Linked DNA regions of Homo sapiens: region 2 is linked to region 1. Evidence: read pairs that join two places in POLR2A ChIA-PET (ENCODE). Cell type or tissue: GM12878. All regions are shown on one strand. Links, peaks and the distances in the headings refer to the core of each region. The heading gives the core; the rest is flanking DNA. Region 1 overlaps RBM39 (RNA binding motif protein 39). Region 2 overlaps UQCC1 (ubiquinol-cytochrome c reductase complex assembly factor 1).

Evidence for each region. Peaks named below come from ENCODE experiments on the same cell type or tissue, not always from the same donor. Only the 100,000 strongest peaks of a DNase experiment are listed, where the experiment ranks them.
Region 2: POLR2A ChIA-PET joins it to region 1 with 5 read pairs; 2 of 35 experiments call an interaction of 5 or more read pairs at or near these places.

Annotation. Positions count from the first base shown.
Region 1 is chr20:35,707,618-35,715,617 of GRCh38, reverse strand. It overlaps RBM39 (RNA binding motif protein 39), which reads left to right. Exons shown (of 17, transcript NM_184234.3): 11 at 1,229-1,433; 12 at 2,522-2,599; 13 at 6,344-6,394. Among named protein-coding and RNA genes, the nearest start is that of ROMO1, 12 kb to the right of the region's middle. In GM12878, for the core only: no CTCF peak of the experiment used is centred there; no DNase peak of the experiment used is centred there; H3K27ac peaks cover 228 bases.
Region 2 is chr20:35,382,719-35,395,544 of GRCh38, reverse strand. It overlaps UQCC1 (ubiquinol-cytochrome c reductase complex assembly factor 1), which reads left to right. Exons shown (of 10, transcript NM_018244.5): 2 at 1,349-1,453; 3 at 11,412-11,507. Among named protein-coding and RNA genes, the nearest start is that of UQCC1, 23 kb to the left of the region's middle. In GM12878, for the core only: no CTCF peak of the experiment used is centred there; no DNase peak of the experiment used is centred there.

The DNA.
Region 1 (8,000 bases), core at 1-8,000:
TTCATCTCTGATAACCTTTTGACACATTCTTAACAGTTAAATAAATGAAGGTCTGTTAACGATTCTTTTTTACTAAAGATCCTTTTTTTAATGTACATACCTCACAACCAAGACCAGAATTGTCTTGTCAAAAGTGTTTTTGGGCTGTGTGTGGTGGCTCACGCCTGTGATGCCAGCACTTTGGGAGGCTGAGAGCGGTAGATCACCTGAGGTCAGGAGATCAAGACCATCCTGGCCAACATGGTGCAACCTTGTCTCTACTAAAAATATAAAAAATTAACCGGGCGTGGTGGCGGGCGCCTATAATCCTAGCATCTAGGGAGGATGAGGAAGAATTGCCTAAACCTAGGAGGCAGAGGTTGCAATGAGCCGAGATGGTGCCACTCATGTATATGAAACTCATCCATGGTGGAACTTTTTTCAGATGTGTGAGCTCTGTAACCTTTTAAGGTCCTGGAAACATAGTATTTTTAAAAGTACACTGTATATCTCTATCAGGAAATTAAAATTGTTAGCTTATATCTACATTTCAATAAAATGTAAGCCTGTTGCTATGTTGATAGCAAATCTGTTTAACTTACTGGTCATTAGGCTGTTACGTACGTCAATGAACTGGTGAAAGGAGAAAATTTATGAAACATAGCTCACCAATTTTATTTTTTTATTCTAGTAACTTTAGTGTGGATATTTTCCACCTTTTCTTTTTCTCCAGATAAGCCATTGTGGGTATATGTGTAAACCAAAATTTTATATATATGTAATTTATATCAAGTTATGTATTTATTTGCTTGTGTATGAAGTATTTATGTTTTATATATGAGGATTATATTGACTATTTTGTCCCTGGGCACATTTTTGTTAGAAAAGTACTAAATTCTACCTCAGGTGGTCTGCCTGCCTCGGCCTCTCCAAGTGTTGAGATTACAGGTGTGAGCCACTGCACCCAGCCAGTTTTCACATTTTCTAACCACAATCCCCATGTTCTCAAATATAAAGCTGTCATTACTTGTAATATCTTTTATTTAAACTACCACATCAACAAGCCTAATTTGCGTTAGCTAGCGTCGTCATCATGTATGTTGTGTTTGCTACTTACAGCTTGCAGTTTCTACCTTAGTATTCAGAAGTAATTATTGAATATGCTAAAAATATAAATATATTTTTAAGTATAGTTTGTATTTTAAAAATTAAAGCACTGTCTCCTGTCCTTGCCTCCCCTATCATGTAGTTTTCTGACTCAGAATGTGCCAAAAAGGCTTTGGAACAACTTAATGGATTTGAACTAGCAGGAAGACCAATGAAAGTTGGTCATGTTACTGAACGTACTGATGCTTCGAGTGCTAGTTCATTTTTGGACAGTGATGAACTGGAAAGGACTGGAATTGATTTGGGAACAACTGGTCGTCTTCAGTTAATGGCAAGACTTGCAGAGGGTAAGTGTTTCTTGCTATTACGAATGATTTACTGTGGGTATTGTAGTGGAAAAGAAAGGTAGCCATGTAAACTAAGAAAGGGAAAAAGATTTTATCTTATTTTGTAGTTGGCGTTATCCTTGGTCACACTGCATATTATTTTATAGATGATGTGCCTTGTATTAATGTATGGAAATCTATATTATGTGTTTTGAATGCCACAGTATAAGTTGCAAGATTTCTTTTCCTTTATGTAGTGTTTATATGTCATACTTAGGAATAAATTTAGTTGCAGCTATTATAATGTTACAAGTTTTTCTTTTTGTAATTTCTTATTTTTTGATGCAGGGTCTGGCTCTGTTGCCCAATTTGGAGTGCAGTTGTGCGATCCTGGCTCACCGCAACCTCTGCCTCTTTGGCTGAAGCCATCCTCCCACCCTAATCTCTAAATAGCTGGGACTAACAGTTGCAAACAACCACCACCACGCCTGGCTAATTTCTGTGGTGGTTTTTTTTTTTTTTTTTTTTTTTTTTTTTTTGTGTTGGTTGGTTGGTTGGTTGTTTTTAAGAGATGGGGTTTCTGCCGGGTGCGGTAGCTTACAACTGTAATCCCAGCAGTTTGGGAGGCTGTGGCGGGTGGATCACCTAAGTTCAGGAGTTCGAGACCAGCCTGACCAGCACGGAGAAACCCTATCTCTGCTAAAAATAAAAAATTAGCCGGTCATGGTGGCGCATACCTGTAATCCCAGCTACTCAGGAGGCTGAGGCAGGAGAATCACTTGAACTTGGGAGGGGGAGGTTGCAGTGAGCCGAGATTGCGCCATTGCACTCCAGCCTGTGCAACAAGAGCCTGTGCAACAAGAGCGATACTCCATCTCAAAAAAAAAAGAGAGTTTCACAATTGTTGCCCAGGTTGGTCTCGATCTCTGGGATTTAAGTGAACCACCTCCCTTGGCCTCCCAGAGTGCTAGCTAAGTTACAGGCGTCAACCACCACACTCGGCCCTCCTTGCAATTTATTTTAGTGAAGTGATCATGATATTAATGACCCAGGAAACTTCGTTTCTCTGCTCTCAACATAGTAGGAACTTTAAGACTATTCTTTTACAGGTACAGGTTTGCAGATTCCGCCAGCAGCACAGCAAGCTCTACAGATGAGTGGCTCTTTGGCATTTGGTGCTGTGGCAGGTAGGAATTGAATCTTTTCTAATTTTAAATCGTTTTTTCATCTAATTCGAAAATTTTCCAAATTTTTACATTTAAAAGGACTTACTGAGAATTCAATTCATCAAGTACTTATAGCCTGTTAGTTTGTAGTCTTCTATTTAAGGAAGTGGAGACATAGGGTAGAATTAACCATGCATCAAAATGAGTTGTCAGGACAGTTTTAAACCCTGCACCCCAGTTTTTAGTCGAAATTCATTGACATAAGTTTATTTTCAAATATATCAGTTTTATTGAATACTACAAGGTGTATATTGTTTGATCGAAAAAATATTTATAATATTAGAATTTAGAAAATATCAGAGGCACTTAAAAAAGCTTTACTTAAAACTATTGTAGTAGTAAGAGTGTTGAGACAGTTATTTTTCTTTATAGTACATAAAAATTTAAGATCATGAATTGGGAGGTGGAGCTTTTGGAGGCAACAGGAAAAGAAGGGTGAATTGACGTTTTTACAATTATGTATAAAGGGATTTAGTTCATAAAACACTCATTCCCCTGTGCCCCCCAACCCCCCGCCCCCTTTTTTTTTTTTTTTTTTTTTTTTGGATAACAGTAGACTTGCTCTGTTGCCCAGGCTGGAGTGCAGTGGTGCAGTCTCGGCTCACTGCAACCTGTGCCTCCTGGGTTCAAGCAGTTCTCGTGCCTCAGCCTCCCAAGTAGCAGGGATATTTTTAGTAGAGATGGGGTTTCACCATGTTGGCCAGGCTAGTCTTAAACACCTTACCTCAAGTGATCTGCCCACCTTGGCCTCTCAAAGTGCTGGGCTTACAGATGTGAGCCACTGCGTTCGGCCCTCATTTCTTAATTACCTGTAACTTTTACATTGACCCAAATCTGGGAGATAGGATAGGATCTAATTTTGAAATGTCAAAGACGTGCTTTTAGAACATCATAAGAAGAACCTTTTGTTATTTTGTTGGTGGGGGATGGAGTCTCACTCTGTGGCTCAACCTCTTCCTCCTGGGTTCAAGGAATTCTGGTGCCTCAGCCTCCCACATAGCTGGGATCACAGACATTTCCCACCACACCCAGCTAATTTTTGTATTTTTAGTAGAGACCTGCCTGCCTTGACCTCCCAAAATCCTGGGTTACAGGCATGAGCCCCCTCACCTGGCTGGTCCTTTGACCTTATATATATATACGAAGTGAGACTGTAACTGAGAAGATAGATTTTAGACCCTGGTAGTACCACATCTGAAAGTACGAAGAGGTCCTGTGGTTGCTTCATGATTTTCTTCTAAATTGAAAGCTCAATATTCAATTAAAGTAGAAGACGACTTTTGTTTTTACATTTATTTTTTCACTGTTTTGCCTTCTTAGTGGTTGTTCTTAAGTGTGTGAGTACCTTTAGAAAACCTGCATTTGGTTTCATTTCCTTTCTATAAATTGTATGACTTATTTTGAAATTTGACAAGCAGTTACTCCCTAGAATTTCTGACAGCGAAGCCAGTTTATACTTACAAGAATCAGAACCAGTAAGGCATTTGTGTATTTAACAGTCATTTGATCCCTCCTCAAGTTATCTTTATTCCATTGGATTAACACATAATTTATTTTGAGCTTATAGTGTTAGCTATTCGATCCTTTACAGTGAGTAATTGTCGATTGCTACTTGCTCTAATTGATAGTAAACTCATTACCTAGAGTTTATTATTACAGTTTGAAAGGTTTTTTTTTAACCAGAAAACTGTTTACCTGTATTGCTTCTCATTGTTCATAATGTTCTTTGACAACTAAGAAAATTTTTAGTTCATGTTCTAGGTATTCCACTAAAGGGTGGTGAAAGATTTCTTCCTGCCTTCAGGGAATTGATACAGTGACAAAGGGGTCATTTATAGACAATTTTCTTACACCCTGGATGCTGTATCAGATACGTTGATTTGCTCTTAATGTCTTCAGTTAACTGAAGATTATCCACTGTTAAATATCAGTTCTACCGTTAGCCTTTATTTCTTTTATTATGGATGAATGTACCTCTTGGGTTCTTTCTCATCGTGTAGTATATATTAAGATTGTTTGAATGTAGCCAGCTAAAATCCTAAAGCTCCATATGGATTCCTGACAATAGTGTCCCTACCCTTTATCTATGTATCTAGTTACATTCCCTTTTTTAGTGCTGGTGGTGGTAGAGATGATTTTAAAGATCATTCTGTTTTATTAGCCTTGCTATAAATTTCTTCTGCATTAATAACACTCATGTTTTAGGTGAATATCTGTGTAACTGGATATTTTTCTCCAGATGGTGGTCATTAAAATATTACATATAACTTGCTGAAATAAAATTGTTGAGTGTTTACTGTGTTTGAGGTGCTTGTCCCCTAAGTCTTTTAAAGCTATTGGGTGAAACTAGGGATGGGTCATCACTATATCCACATTATTTTATTCTGCCAGTTTGATAGGCCCTTTCTAAAATAGGTTAGAGTCCTTATCTTTATGAAAACCATGCTTTATTTTTCACTTTGTCACAAATGATATGACAAATCATTTTTGAAATTATGATTGGGTTGGTAGACAAAATAGCATGGATTTCTGATATCTATACATTTTTTCCCATTTTAGGAAAAAAAAGACAAATTCTGTTATTATTTAAAGTTTATTGACACTGTTCACATGGTCCTATCTTCAAGTTCCTTCAGTATACACCAGTTACATTTCTTCAGCTCCCTGAGATGCCAATTTTGAGCACCTAGGACCCAGGTATTTTATCCCAATATAACTTGGGCTGCAGATCCCTGTACATTTTTGCCCATGTTGCAAGAAACCCATATATGTGGTAATAAAGTGTTGCAGTTGAATCAAATTTTAATGAAAATCAGGTTACTGAATCAAAATTTTGATGTCATATATTTCTATAAAAAGAACTTCAAGAGAGCATTATAGCACTGTGGCAGACTTACTGTTCAGACTTGCTACTGTTTCACTCTGTAGCAGCTTTCAGATGGCGTCCACTGTAGAAATCTAACGATTATATGAGAAAATATATTGGTCACATCCCTCTTATTTTTAATACTGATTAGATGTTTTCATTTTCCTAAACTTCATAGCTTTTAAGAAAACTCCAGAGATTTTTATTTCTGCCTTGCTAAATTTTTACACTAGGCCAGGAAATCAATAATCAAGTTGCCCCATTATGGGCTAGATTTGACAAGTTAAATCTTTGAAAAGTCCTTAAAAAAATAATATATGCATACTGTTGGAATGGTGTATTTCCCAATGGTGATGTTCTTCCTAAATTGGGAAATCATGGAAACTGTTACAGCTTTTTGATGTGCAGTATTTACAATTTTATAATATCCTTTTAAAGTGTTAAGTACTATGGCCACTAAAAATATAAATACTTGCATTTCCCAAGTACTTGGAATTGAATTCTCAAGATCAGGGTTTTTCACTCATTTTCTGACCGGTGTGCTTCCCTTTCCCCATTTCCCATTATTCCCAGCTGTATAGTAGTGTAGTGAAAATCACTTGAGATGTGGAAGAGTAGTCTAGTCTAGGAAGAGAGAGGGAAAAGTAAGTTTCCCAGGATAAGAGGGGGAAAAAAGGCCCCAAAGCCTTCTCAATGAGGAATGGGGAAGGAGGTTTTGCTGCCAGGTTTTACTAAGTGCATTTGAATGAACCCTGCTATTGTAGTCCTCTTTTATTAATGCTTTCCTGACATTTACCCTGTTAGTTGAGGCTCTTCATTGTTCCTGCACTGAGCTGTAGAATTCTCTTTTGTTATAGATTTGCAAACAAGACTTTCCCAGCAGACTGAAGGTGAGTTGAAGTGTTCATATTTTTTATTTTTGTCTTTGAAATAGAATTAAATGTAGTAAGACAGTTTTCTATATTTATTGTCATATTTTTATACCAGTAATTTGGACCAAATTTTGACACAGTGACACATAGTGGTATATTCATAGTAATCTGTCTGTATTTCAGAAGACCTAACCCAAATTAATGGACTTAAAAAAAATCAAAATAACAATTTTTTTTTTTGCTTTAGTTTGCTTAAAATTTTCAACCTTGTTTTTGTTTTATGCCTACCTGTGTGTTCTAAGTGTTGATAAGTTGCATATAGAAGTCAGGAAATGAAGTATTCTCTTATTAACGAGTAGGCAAGTATTTTAGAACCTGGAATCTGGAAGTTGTCTTAGTATAAAGTTGTGAATCATGCTATAAAACTCACCTTTTTTTGCTTAAGACATAGTACTCAGTGATTTATTTAAGCCAGTACCAAGCAATAAGAGGTTTATACATACTTAAATTACATGCACATTTCAGAGAAACCATTCATTAAGTAGGCTATGATTTCTTGTTTTTAGTTATCACTAAATCTCTGTTGCTTGACATGAGCATTTTGCTGTTAATGTAAGTTCTATATCTTTTGTAGGAGTATGCTTAATGTTTAGGGAAATGATTATGAGAAAGATATGTCATGTTCCATCACAGTCAAGAATTAAATTTTTTCACAAACAAGATGCTTCTAATCAGTGCTGTTTTGTTAAGAGATTTTTAAAAGATTTTCCTAGATTTACTGTGTTCTGCATTGATCTAGCTTGAACGTGAATGTTTGTATAGTACGTTTTCTTAATATTTTTTAGTATTCATAGTATATAATCATACTAAACTTGAGAAACTGGAAGAATCAAGTCTTCCTCAGTTCTGTTTAGACTTTCTAGTTTTTTTTAAGGATACTTCCATATCTTCTGTAAGCTACACAGTGAGCTTCATTTTTGCACAGTTATAATACACTCTCGAATCTTTAACTTTTTTCCAGCAGAATTTGACATGTTATATTAAAATTTTGTTTTATTTAAAATAAAACTTTATGAAAGAAAAAACTTATATGTTACAGAGAAGCTAAAGCACCTGTAATGCTACCAGAAAGTTATCATTTATGATATATTTCATGCACAGCCCTAATTTCTCGGTGTAATATTTCTGATACTTTAAGTGATCGTTTATTTTAATTACCATAATTTCTAATGCACTGTTTTATCCTTAGCTTTGTTTGTTATTATGTTTTGGAATGAAATTTGGTCAGATAATATGATTACGGTGAGTTCTGTAACAGCTACTGGTAATATTTTTGTAAATCACGTGAAAGCATTGGAGCAACTGTCTTGGAAAATGCTCTTTAAACTTCAAACCCCAGTATGTTTTGGTAGTAGTGGATATTACACATATATGCTGCTCTTTTCAGTGTTCTTTTATTGTGCGAAAACATTTTTAAAACATTTGATTTATTAATAGGATTTATTTTTAATAGGATTGTTAATAGGATTTATTTTTCTAGGACATTGTCTTTAAACACTTGGATGATTTTATATGTCTTAATTCTTTAATAATTTGTAGATTTAAAAAACTTCGTGGGCAGAAA
Region 2 (12,826 bases), core at 2,934-10,933, 320 kb after region 1:
AGTGATTGGGGTGAGAGGAATGGTTTTTTTTTTATTTATTTATAATAAGCCCCTTTCAACCATACATGAGTTTATGGGTTTTTTTTTGTATAGCTGGGGGTCTCGCTTTGTTGCCCAGGCTGGTTTCGACCTCCTGGCTTCAAGTAATCCTGCTTCAGCCTCTCAAAAGTGCTGAGATAATAGGAGTGAAGGCATGAGCTGCTATGACCGGCAGTGAGTTTATGTTAATAAGGTGACTCTTGGAGGGTAGAGGCTGGTTGCTAGAGGAACAAATATGTGTGTAGAAGGTTGGAACTTGTAGCTTCTCCCACTCCTCCCTGACTTTTGGAAGGGGAGAGGGGCTGGAGATTGAGCTGATCACCAGTGATCAGTGATAATCAATCATGTCTACGTAATGAAGCCTCCATAGAAATCCCTGGGTTTGGAGAGCTTCTAGGTTAGTAAACACATCAAAGTGTAGGGAGGGTGGCACACCCGGAGAGCAAGCTCCCACCCCGTACCCTGTCTTTTGCATCGCTTCCATTTGGCTGTTCCTGAGGTGTATCCCTTATAATAAACTGATAAAAGTAAGTGAAGTGCCTCCCCGAGTTGAGCCATGCTAGCAAATTATTGAATCTGAGGAGGCAGCTGTGGGAACCCCCAATGTATGGACAAGTTGGACAAAAGTGTGAGTAACCTGGGGACCCACTACTTGTGATGGGAGTCTGAAGTGGGGGACAGTCCTGTTGGATGGTGCTGTGAGGTCTCTGCTAACTCCAGGCAGTTAGTTTAAGAATTAAGTTAAATTGTAGGACACCCAGTTGGTGTCTGCAGAGAACTAGAGAATTGCTTGGTATGGAGACCCCTTGCCCCTGCACATTTGGTATCAGAAGTGGAGTGTTGAGTATAGAAAAAAGAGTTTTTCATCTTTACCGGAAGTTCTCTGAACTCTGTCATTTAGAATTTTTGTGGAGGCTTATTGTTGGCATGATTGATTAAATCACTGGGTACCAGTGATTGGCTCAGTCTCTAATCCCTCTCCTCTCCTGGAGGTGGGGATGCCTTGAGGAGTTGGGGCTGAGTTCCAACCCTCTACTCCTGTGGTAGGTTTCTCTGGCAACCAGCCTCCATCCTGCATGAATCACCTCATTAGCATAAACTCAGGTATGGTTGAAAGGGGCTTATTATGAGTTACAGACACCCCCCTCACTCAGAAATTCCAAGGGTTTTAGGAGCTCTGTGCCAGGAACTAGAGATGAAGGCCAAATATATATTTCTAATTATATTACAGTATCACAGGTACACTCTTTGCCTTCCATGTAGGGAGTATGATTTAGATTCCTGACAGATTATTATTTTCTTTCTTTAGAGGAACCAGACTAGCATTTCTCAGTGGGTTCCAGTATGCAGCCGATTGATACCTGTGTCTCCTACCCAAGGACAGGGGGACAGGGCTCTGTCTCGCACTTCCCAGGTAAGATTTGTTGTTCTTTTGCTTAGTATGAAAACCTTAGTGTTTATGTGCAAATGTCATGTATTTATAGATTAGCCAACCAAATTGTGTGATGGAAAAACCTCATGAGACCACTCTGGGTCTCTGTGGTGCCAACTTAGGACTGATTCCTAAAGTATGGTGTCTAGGGCGTTGCTTCTAAATACCCTAGCAGTGGAACTTAGCCTAGGATACCATGCTACAGTCTGATGATTTTTACTGTTAGGGAATTTTTCCAGATATTCATCTCCGAGTTAACCTTTTTCAATTTTCTTTTTGTGGCCATCTTGTGCTACTTTTATTTGGGCGTGATAATTATTTCTTTTTCCTTTATATGAATATAAAATCCAAGAAACAATTATTTGAGGTATTCATTTACCATTGACCACCTAATCATTATAATGTAGTTTACCTTGGACCTTGTGTCCCTCCTGATTTTTGTTAATAATACAAATAATTTAGTAATAAGGGAAATAAATCATCTATGACTTCAAATCTGAAAACGTCAGTATTTTATCTCTGCTGGTTCTTTTTCAGCCTGTGTGTGTGTGTGTGTGTGTGTGTGTGTGTTTGTGTGTGTTTGTGTGTGTGTGTGTGTGTATGTATATGTAATGTTATTCCTGAAGTACCCTAACAAATGTCCACAGAAGTTTATATTCTGGTACCTTTTCACTTATTAGAGTGGACATTATTCATATTGTTTTGATAGACTTTGTAATTAAAAATTTAATGACCATATAATATTTTATTTACTTAGCCTTTGATATGAAAATCATTTCCTTTTTTTTGCCATTATAAGCTTTAATTTTCTTACCATTGTCTTAGCACATATTTTTTCTTACTTTTAATTACTTATTAATAATTCCTAGGAAGGCATACCTTGGGTCAGAGTATGAACAGTTTGCCTCTTCAAAAGGTTGTTTTAATTTATGCTGCCACCAGCAATGTATGTATAAGTAGTTTTTCATTATTACCTCTCTCAAGTTGAGTTTTTTTTAACTTAAATAAATTGGGTAAGAAATGTTACCTTGTTTTACCTTGTATTTCTTTGTTTAGCTCTCAGGGTTATGTATTTTTTCTGTATTGATCAGTTGTTTTTCAGTTTGTGAAAATTGTATGCTTATGGCATTTCTCCATTCATCTATTGGGAACTCATTTTTCTTACCAATTTATGATTTTTATCTGTAGTCATTAACTTTCTTTTTCGTATTCGATGCAATTAAAAATATGTTTGCTATATGTAATTATATATATTATATAATTTATGTAACATATATAATCTACTTAAAAATTCCCTCCAATTAATGTGTAAGCCCTGCCCTTCTGAGGACATCTTGCTTTTTTCTTGTATTTCCTGGTCTTTTCACTATGCCTGGCACAGAGTAGTCACTAAGTATATGTTGAATGAATGGAGAATATGCCTGTGCAGAAGAGGCGTCTACTTTGGGTAGTTATGCAGGTATTTCTTTTCAGAGCTTGGGCTGTGTTCTGTTACTTTTTGTACAAATTTTTAATAGTATTTGTTATTTGTATGTGTGTAGATGGTAGGGGAAAATAACTCATTATATGAATCTCTGACTTGTGCCCTACTCTTTGGGTCAGTAAACGTTTCTTGAGCACCTAATAAGTACCGGGTACTGTATTAGGCTCTGGGACAACATTATAGCAAAGCATTTATGTAAATAACTGAGGGTGGTTTATCTCATGCTGACCAGATGTAATTTTAGTCATTGTAAATCAACTGGACCTTTTGTCGTATCGACTGTAACTTACTGGAGTATCTTCCTATCTTTGAGGTCCCCTGGTTGGAAACTTCTGCTTCAGAATGGCATCCTCAGGTACATGTCTCACAGGGAGGAAGATTTGGCTCAGAATGAGAAAGAGTTTTGTTAATTAGAATTGTGCATAATGGGATGTGTGAGCTGCGTTTTCACATAGTAAATTTACTCTTACTGGAAATATTCAGGCAGTGGTAGGATGAATGTATGTCAAGGGCCTGACATAAAGGAATCCTTCCTTCGATGAGTGGTAGTATCAGGTATCTGTAAGGTAATGTCCAGTGCTGTAATCCTATTATTGTTTTCAAAGAGCTAGAGACATACTTTCAGCTTTGTCTTAATTAGCCTCTTGAAGTTCTGTCTACTTAAAAATATTTTTTAAATTTTGAAATAATTTTAGACTTATGTAAGAGTTGTAAAAGTAGTAGCATTCCCAAATAGCCTTCATCTGGCTTCCCCTAATGTTAACCTCTTACATAACCATGGTGCAATTACTGAAACCAGGAAATTAACATTGAAATAATACTATTAATTAGTCTATTTGTTCCAATTTTGTCAATTTTTTTTTTTATGAATGTCCTTTTTTGATCTGCGATAACAAATCCAGTTGTCATATATTCTTAGTCGTCTCCAATCTGTTAAATTTTCATTTTTTTTTTTTTAAGACAGAGTCCCACTCTGTCGTCCAGGGTGGATGACACTATCTTGGCAGTGGCACTATCTTGCTCACTGCAACCTCCACCTCCTGGGTTCAAGCGATCCTCCCACCTCAGCCTCCCAAGTAGCTGGGATTACAAGTATGTGCCATGACACCTGGCTGATTTTTGTATTTTTAGTAGAGACGGGGTTTCACCATTTGGTGAACAGGCTGGTCTCAAACTCCTGACCTCAAGTGATCCACCCCTGTGGGCCTCCCCAAGTGCTGGGAATATAGGTATGAGCCACTGTGTCTGGTCACATTTTCTTATTCTTTTTCTTCTCAAGATTTAGACACTTTTGAAGAGTACTAGTCAGTTATTTGTAGAATGTTTCTCAATTTGAGTTTGTGTAATATTTTCTTTTCTTTTTTCTTTATTTTCTTTTATTTTTTATTCATTTTTTTGAGACAGAGTCTTGCTCTGTCACCCATGCTAGAGTGCAGTGGTGCGATCTTGGCTCACTGCAACCTCTGCCTCCTGTTCAAGTGATTGTCTTGCCTCAGCCTCCCCAGTAACTGGGATTGCAGGTGCCCGCCACCACACCCAGCTACTTTTTGTATTTTTAGTAGAGAAGGGGTTTTGCCACGTTGGCCAGGCTGGTCTTGAACTCCTGATCCGAGGTGATCCGCCCACCTCGACCTCTCAAAGTGCTGGGATTATAGGTGTGAGCTACCACCTATAATATAGAAAGCCCGGCCTTTCTAATATTTTCTTATAATGAGATTGAGGTTATGCATTTTTGGCAAAAATGATGTTATTCCCTTCTCAGTGCATCATATCAGGGGATACATAATGCTAGTAGGTCTTATAACTTTGGCCACTTGGTTAAATTGGTGTTTGTCAGGTTCCTGAACTCTAAAGTTAGTATTTTCCCTTTGTAATTAGTATCTTGTCAGGAGATACTTGGAGACTGTGCAGATACCCATTTCACATTATACTTTTGCTTACTAATTTTAGCAGTCATTGGTGGTTTTTTTTAATGATATGTTAACATTAAATTTATTGTCATAACCATTATAAGTGTACAGTTCAGTAATGTTAATTTAAGCATATTCACATTGTTTTGCAACAGATCTCTATAAACTTTTTCATCTTGCAAAACTCTATGCTAAACACTAATTCTCTCCCCACCCTGCTTTTCTACTTTCTGTTTCTATGATTTTTTTTTTTTTTTTTGAGACGGAGTTTCACTCTGTCGCCCAGGCTGGAATGCAGTGGTGCAATCTCAGCTCACTGCAACCTCCGCCTCCCAGGTTCAAGCATTTCTGCCTCAGCCTCCTGAGTAGCTGGGATTACAGGTGCTCACCACCACGCCTGGCTAATTTTTGTATTTTTAGTAGAGACGGGGTTTCACTGTGTTGGCCAGGCTGGTCTCAAACTCCTGACCTCGAGTGATCTGCCCGCCTCAGCCTCCCAAAGCACTGGGATTACAGGCATGAGCCATCACCCTGGCCTTGTTTCTGTGATTTTGACTACTTTAGGATACTTCATGTGAGTGGACTCATACAGTTTTTGTTCTTTTATAACTGGCACATGCTTATTTCACTTAGCATAATGTCCTCAAGGTTCATCTATGTTGTAGCACATGACAGGATTTCCTTCTTTTTTTAAGGCTGCGTACTCTTCTATTGTATATTTTCTTTATCCATTTGGATCAATGGACATTTGGGTTCCTTCTGTCTCTTGCACACATTATTGTGAATAATGCTGCAGTGAATGTCAGTGTACAAATATCTTAGAGATCCTGCTTTGAATTCTTTTGGATATATACCCAGAATTAGGATTGATGGATTATATGATAATTGCATTGATGGTTCTTCACTGCAGTGATCATTATTGTGGTGTTTGTCTAATGATTTTTTATTTCCATCATTCCTACATTTATTAACTGGAACTCTGTTGTAAGAAAGAGCTGTCACTTCTTCCCCATTTATTTATTTATTCAATTATTTATTTATACCAGTATGAGCTCATGGATATTTATTTTCTTCTGAGTTATAATTCATTTTCTTTTCTTTTCTTTTCTTTTTTTTTTGAGACGGAGTCTCACTCTCTCACTCAGGCTGGAGTGCAGTGGCGAGATCTTGGCTCACTGCAACCTCCGCCTCCCGGGTTCAAGTGATTCTCCTGCCTCAGCCTCCTGAATAGCTTGATTACAGGTGCGAGCTCACCACGCCCAGCTAATTTTTGTATTTTTAGTAGAGATGGGGTTTCACCGTGTTGGCCAGGATGGCCTTCATCTCCTGACCTTGTGATCTATGCGCCTCGGTCTCCCAAAGAGAGGTGCAAATTATAAGCACCCGGCTTATAATTCATTTTCCAATTAGTTATTTTGTTGATTAGATTGTCCCAGCTTGGGCTATTGGGAACGCCTTTCTACATGCCCCCCATCATTTTTTGAATACTCTCTTAATTGCTGGCACCACAAGATGTTTCAGGTTCATGCTGTATTTTCTTTGCCCTGGCCCTAGATTCAAACATTACTCCAAGGAGTCCTGATTTTATTTTTTTATTTTTTTTATTTTTTATTTTTAGATGGAGTCTCACTCTGTTGCCCAGGTGGGAGTGCAGTGGTGCGATCTTGGCTCACTGCAACCTCCACCTCCCAGGTTCAAGTGACTGTCCTGCCTCAGCCTCCCGAGTAGCTGGGGACTACAGGCGCACACACCACGCCCAGCTAATTTTTATATTTTTTAGTAGAGAAGGGGTTTCACCATGTTGGCCAGGTTAGCCTTGAACTCCTGACCTCAGGTGATCCTCCCGCCTCAGCCTCCCAAAGTATTGGGATTACAGGCATGAGCCACCGCACCCAGCCCCGATTCCTTCTATTGGAGAGCAGTATTTAGAAATCAAGATCTGGGTATTAAGTGTGCATGAGCCTGTGTTGTTGAACTCTACTCAGACTTTTGAAGGCAGCTTGATATAGCGGACAGAACATAGCTTTGAGTATATATCCTAGTCTTTAATGAACTTTACTTCTTTGAGCCTTTGTGTTCTAATTTCTAAAACAGGAAAAAATAGTCCGGGCACAGTGGCTCATGCCTGTAATCTCAGCACTTCTGGAGGCCAAGGTGGGAGGATTGTTTGAGGCCAGGAATTTGAGACCAGCCTGAGTAACATAGCAAGACCCTATCTCTACAAAAAATCCGGAATAGCTGGATCTCTGTGTTCCCAGGTACTCAGGAGGCTGAGGCAGGAGGATCCCTTGAGTCTGGGGGGGTCAAAGTTGCAGTGACCCATGACCACACCACTGTACTCCAGCCTGGGTGACAGAGCAAGACCCTGTCTCAAAAAAAAAGAAAAAAAGAAATAGAAGGGGCAGGTGTGGTGGCTCATGCCTGTAATACCAGCACTTTGGGAGGCTAAGGTGGGCTGATCACTTGAGGTCAGGAGTTTGAGACCAGGGTGGCCAATGTGGTCAAACCCTGTCTCTACTAAAAAAATAAAAAAATTAGCTGGCGTGGTGGCACACGTCTGTAATCCCAGCTATTTGGGAGGCTGAGGCAGGAGAGTTGCTTGAACCCAGGAGGTGGAGGTTGTAGTGAGCCGAGATCATGCCACCGCATTCCAGCCTGGGCACAGCGAGACTCCGTCTCAAAAAAAAAAAAAATAGGAAAATATACTTTATAAGATTGTTGTGAGATAACATAAGTAAAACACCAAGCATGTAGGTAGGTACTAGACATACAGGAGATCTTCAGTAAGTTGCAATTGCTATTTTTGTTGCTATTTATGTTCCTGTTGCTTGGGAAAGTTTTCTCCTCACTGTATGAAATGAAACTTAAAAAAAAAAAAAAAAGTTGTCCTAAAATTACCTTTACCAAATTGCAACCTCTCCCTTTGTCTTAGTTTCCTCATCTGTGAAGTGAAAAGGTTGGACCAGAATATCTCTGAGATTTCTTCCAGCTCAAGTGTTGTTATTCTGAGTTACTCTTTAGTTCTTCAGTTGCCTTTTCTCCAAGCTAAACAGCCTAAATTCCTTTTGACCTTTCCACTAGGACCTTTTATTCATCCCTTTGATCATTCCTGTGGTTCTTTTTTTGGACGTTCTCCAAAGTTGTCCTCTTTGAAAAAAAAAAAAAATCCACCTAGTTTTTATTGAGTAATGACTTCATGCCCAGAATGGTGTTGAGTATTGGGACAGAAAATGACAGACATATAAGATGGGCTGTGCCCTGGAGCTTATAGTTGCTAAAAGGAGCAGACACACACGCCCATGGTATTCAAGAATCGCTTGAGTTTGTCCCAGCACCCCCTTTCTACTTCTCTGCCTCTGTCATTCTTGTTTTTTTATTTTTTATTTTTATTTTTTGAGACAGAGCCTTGCTCTGTCACCCAGGCTGGAGTGCAGTGGCATGATCTTGGCTCACTGTAACCTCCGCCTTCTGGGTTCAAACGATTCTCCTGCCTCAGCCTCCTGAGTAGCTGGGATTACAGGCACACACCACCATGCCTGGCTAATTTTTGTTTTTTTTTGGAGGGGGGTAGAGATGGTGGTTTGCCATGTTGCCCAGGCTGGTCTCTAACTCCTGGACTCAGGCAACCCTCCCGCCTCGGCCTCCCAAAGTGTTGGGATTACAGGCGTCAGCCACCACGCCCAGCCTATTGATATTTTCTAATCTAAGCAAAGGAAAAATTGAGGTCTTTAAGGGTCGAGTGAATTTTTTGCGGGAAGTGCAAGGACAAGAGTGGGTAGTACAAAAAAGTAAATGTGTGTGTTTATAAGTGTGTAGGTGTGGAGAAACTAGATGTCCTTGATACTAGATACATAGGTACTTTAGTAGTTCAATATAGTGTGAAATGTTAGCTAATGGTAGGATAGAAATACAGTAGATGGTAGGACAGCCACAGAAGGAATCTACTGGTTACTCCTAGAGCTGTGAGGAAAAAGAAGGATCTAATAGAACCTAATAGAAGAGGACCCAGCCCAAAGCACAGCTTGTGGAAACTGCTGTTGGCTGTGTTCTTTGAACCAGTTTAAGTGCTTTGTGTTTTAGGTGGACCATTGCATTGATGTATGTGATGTAATGGGGAGGTGTTCTGTGTTTAGTCTGTGTTTTACAAAGCCTGCTTGATACTTATGAATTAAAGCCTAAGTGTCCTTGGGACTGACCAGAAGAATCCTGACTAATTTTTTAATATCCTCGTTTGGAAAGAAAAGTAAATAGTAACATTCCACAATTAGAAATTCTATTTTTTCTTCGTTAGGGTTAAAGAAAAAAAATCATTTTCATTCCATGTGTTCCATTTCTTCTTGGAATAAACCAGAATTGAAGAGTCAGCCCTCTTCCTGCTCCCTCTCACCCTTTTTTATTGTAAAGGTAATATAGCATTAGTGAGAGTTTGGAAACTAGATTTTTTTTTTTTTGCCAGAATTATTTTGGCTATAGATTCTTAAATTTATCCATAATTCTAACTTAACAAAATAACTCTTTGGTTTCTTGTGTGTTCTTTCTAAACTTGCCCATATGCAGTCTACGCAGTCATGTTTTACCTATAATTTTATACATATTATAAGCATTTAACATTTTTCATGTTGTTAACAATAATAATAATCTCTGAGTAAACCGTGCAGTCTGAGTGATGATGATGTGTCAGTGTAGGTTTGTTCTTTGTATCAAATGCACCACTCTGGTATGGGATGTTGATGGCGGGGGAGGCTGTGCATGTGGGGGAAGGGGTATGTGGGAACTCTGCCCTTTCCAGGAAGTTTTGCTATGAGCCTAAAACTGCTGTTAAAAAAAAAAAAAAAAGTCTATTTAAAAAAAAAAAAATCCCAGCCAGGCACCCAGGCTCATGCCTGTAGTCCCATTTTGGGAGTTCAAGGCATTTTGGGAGTTCAAGGCAGGAAGATCACTCACTTGAGCCCAGGAGTTTGAGGCCAGCCTGGGCAACATATGGAGACACTGTCTCTACAAAAATACAAAAATCAGCAGGGTGTGATGACAGATGCCTGTAGTCCCAGCAACTCAGGAGGCTGAGGCAGGAGAATTGCTTGAGCCGGGGAGGTGGAGGTTGCAGTCAGCTGAGATTGCACCACTGCACTCCAGCCTGGGCCATAGAGCCAGACCTTGTCTCAAAAAACAAAAACAAAACAACAACAACAAAAACAAAACAAAAAACCCTCAATGGATACCTGATTTTCCACTGAGTGACTGAACTTTCATTAACCATCTCCTTAATGGACTTTCCTCCCAGTTTTCATTCTGTATAGTATCTGGCACATAATAACGGCTATTTTATTGCCAAATTGTTTTTAAATGCAATGTGAACATGAAAAAGGTGGCGATTGTGATCCAAACAATAATGCTGGTGATGATAGTGATGATGGAAACTTCTGCTATTTATTGAGTGCCTATTTTGTGAAAGGCACTTTATATATCTTACCTTCTTTCATCCTTACTGCAACTGAGGTTCAGTAAGTTTTCCATGGCCACTGAGCTTGTCGTAGGCGACAGAAGCAGGTTTTAAACCTAAAAGTGGCTGGTGTCTTTATTTTTTTCCCCATATACGGCACTGCTGCCCATATTTAAATAGATAGATACTACAGTTCTGTTTCCTAGAATTGACTTAGATGTAGTTCCAGGTTTCCAGGGCTGAATTCTTTTTTTTTTTTTTTTTTTTTTTTTTTGAGACCGATTCTTGCTGTGTTGCCCAGGCTGGAGTGCAGTGGCATGATATTGGTTCACTGCAACCTTTGCCTCCTCAGTTCAAGCTATTCTCCTGCCTCAGCCTCCTGAGTAACTGGGATTACAGGCATGTGCCACCACACCTGGCTAATTTTTTGTATTTTTAGTAGAGATGGGGTTTCACCATATTGGCCAGGCTCTCAAACTCCTGACCTCAAGTGATCCATCCACCTCGGCCTCCCAAAGTGCTGGGATTACAGGTGTGAGCCACGCCACCTGGCCTTTGAATTCACTCTCTCTCTCTCTTTTTTTTTTTTTTTACAGACAGGGTCTTGCTCTTGCTGAGTCGCCCAGGTTGAAGTGCAGTGGTGTGATGATAGCTCCCTGCAGCCTCGATCTTCTGGGCTCAAGTGATCCTCCCACCTCAGCCTCCCAAGCAGCTTAAGACTATAGGCATGCACCACCACACCCAGCCAATTAAAAAAAAATTTGTAGAAATAGAGTCTTGCTATGTTCCCCAGGCTGAGTCTTAAACTCTGGCCTCAAGCAATCCTCTCACCTTGACCTCCCAAAGTGTTGGAATTACAGGTGTGAGCTATTGTGCCTGGCCCAAATTCTTTTATTTCTTCAGGTATTCAACAGATATTTCTTGGGCATCTACCATGTACTAGACACCCTTCTAGGTGCTGATCTTGGGTCTTCCTGGTGAGCTGATCACGGGGAAGTGGGCTAAGTAAGGTTGGAAAGATCCTATAGTCTTTACTTTGAAACAGCTCTGTTCAGATTAACCCTGTAAGTGCTCAGTGTTGCATAGATCTGTGTTTTTATTCTTCAGTGGCCCCAGATGAGCCAGTCCCGAGCATGTGGTGGATCAGAACAGATTCCTGGAATAGACATACAGCTGAATAGGAAGTATCACACCACACGTAAGGTGAGAATTATCAGTGCATTCTGTGTTTATAGAGTGCTTTCACACAGGTGTTCTTTGGATCTCAACAAAATTGTTAGCTAGGTGAGTTTTAGCGAATGCAGAAGGTGAGGCTCAGGGGGTAAAGTGACTTGCCCAAGGTCACAAGGATGGTAAGTAAGTGGCAGACAAAATGAATTTTTTTTTTTCAGGGACAAGGTCTTGCTCTGTCACCCAGGCTAGAGTAGAGTGGTGCCTTCATAGCTGACTGTAGTCTCGAACTCCCAAGCTCGAGCTATCCTCCTGCCTCAGCCTTCTGAATAGCTGAGACTTACAGTCATGCACCACTGTGTACTGCCAATTTTTAAATTTTTGTAGAGACCAGGGTCTCGTTTTGTTACCTAGGTTGGTCTCAAACTCCTGGCTTCAAGCGATCCTCCTGCCTCAGCCTCCCTAAGTGCTGGGATTGTTTTTAAAATTTTTTTTAACAGATGAGGTCTTGCTCTGTTACCCTGGTGGAGTGCAGTGGCATGATCATGGCTCACTACTGCCTTGAACTCCTGGGCTTAGGTGATCCTCCCACCTCGGCCTCCCAAAGTACTGGGATTACTGAGATTATAGGTGTGAGCCACCATGCCAGCCTGAATATTTGGACCTAAGCCTTCTGAGGCTATGTCCTATGTTTCTTCCATTGTTGTGTCTGGAAAACACTTAAGAGGAAAACATATGAATTTTTTACATGTTAAAAATAAAGTGATATTTAACTTTTGGATAATTTTTTATTGGTTAGATAGCTTGCCTTTGCTTGGAGAGGGTTAACATTAGAACAGACTTTCCTTGGAGGTTATTTGCAAACTACAAGACTCTGTAGTCATTAATAAAATTTGTGATACCTTTACTAAAAAATGCAAGAGTTTAAAAACATTCAGTGCTTGATTGCAGTTTTGAATGACTTTTGACTGCTTTCAGGCAGTATTTTTTTTTCCTTTTCCTATTACATCAATAAGCATAGAATGTTTTACTTCTCAGAATTGTTCTTGGGAGATGGGGGTCAAGATTTCCTTTTAAAAGTCTTCTTTTTGATAGAACTTTTATTCTAATACCCCACATCTGTCATCTGCTAGATATGGGTTAATAGACATACAGTCAATGAGGTAGGCATGTCTTGCTCTGAAATTTGGAGGGCATCTATTAGGTACAGTTCCAAATGTGTTTTCACTGAATGATAAGATGCTTAAAAAAATGAAAATTAGGCCGGGCGCGGTGGCTCACGCCTGTAATCCCAGCACTTTGGGAGGCCGAGGCGGGCAGATCATGCGGTCAGGAGATCTAGACCATCCTGG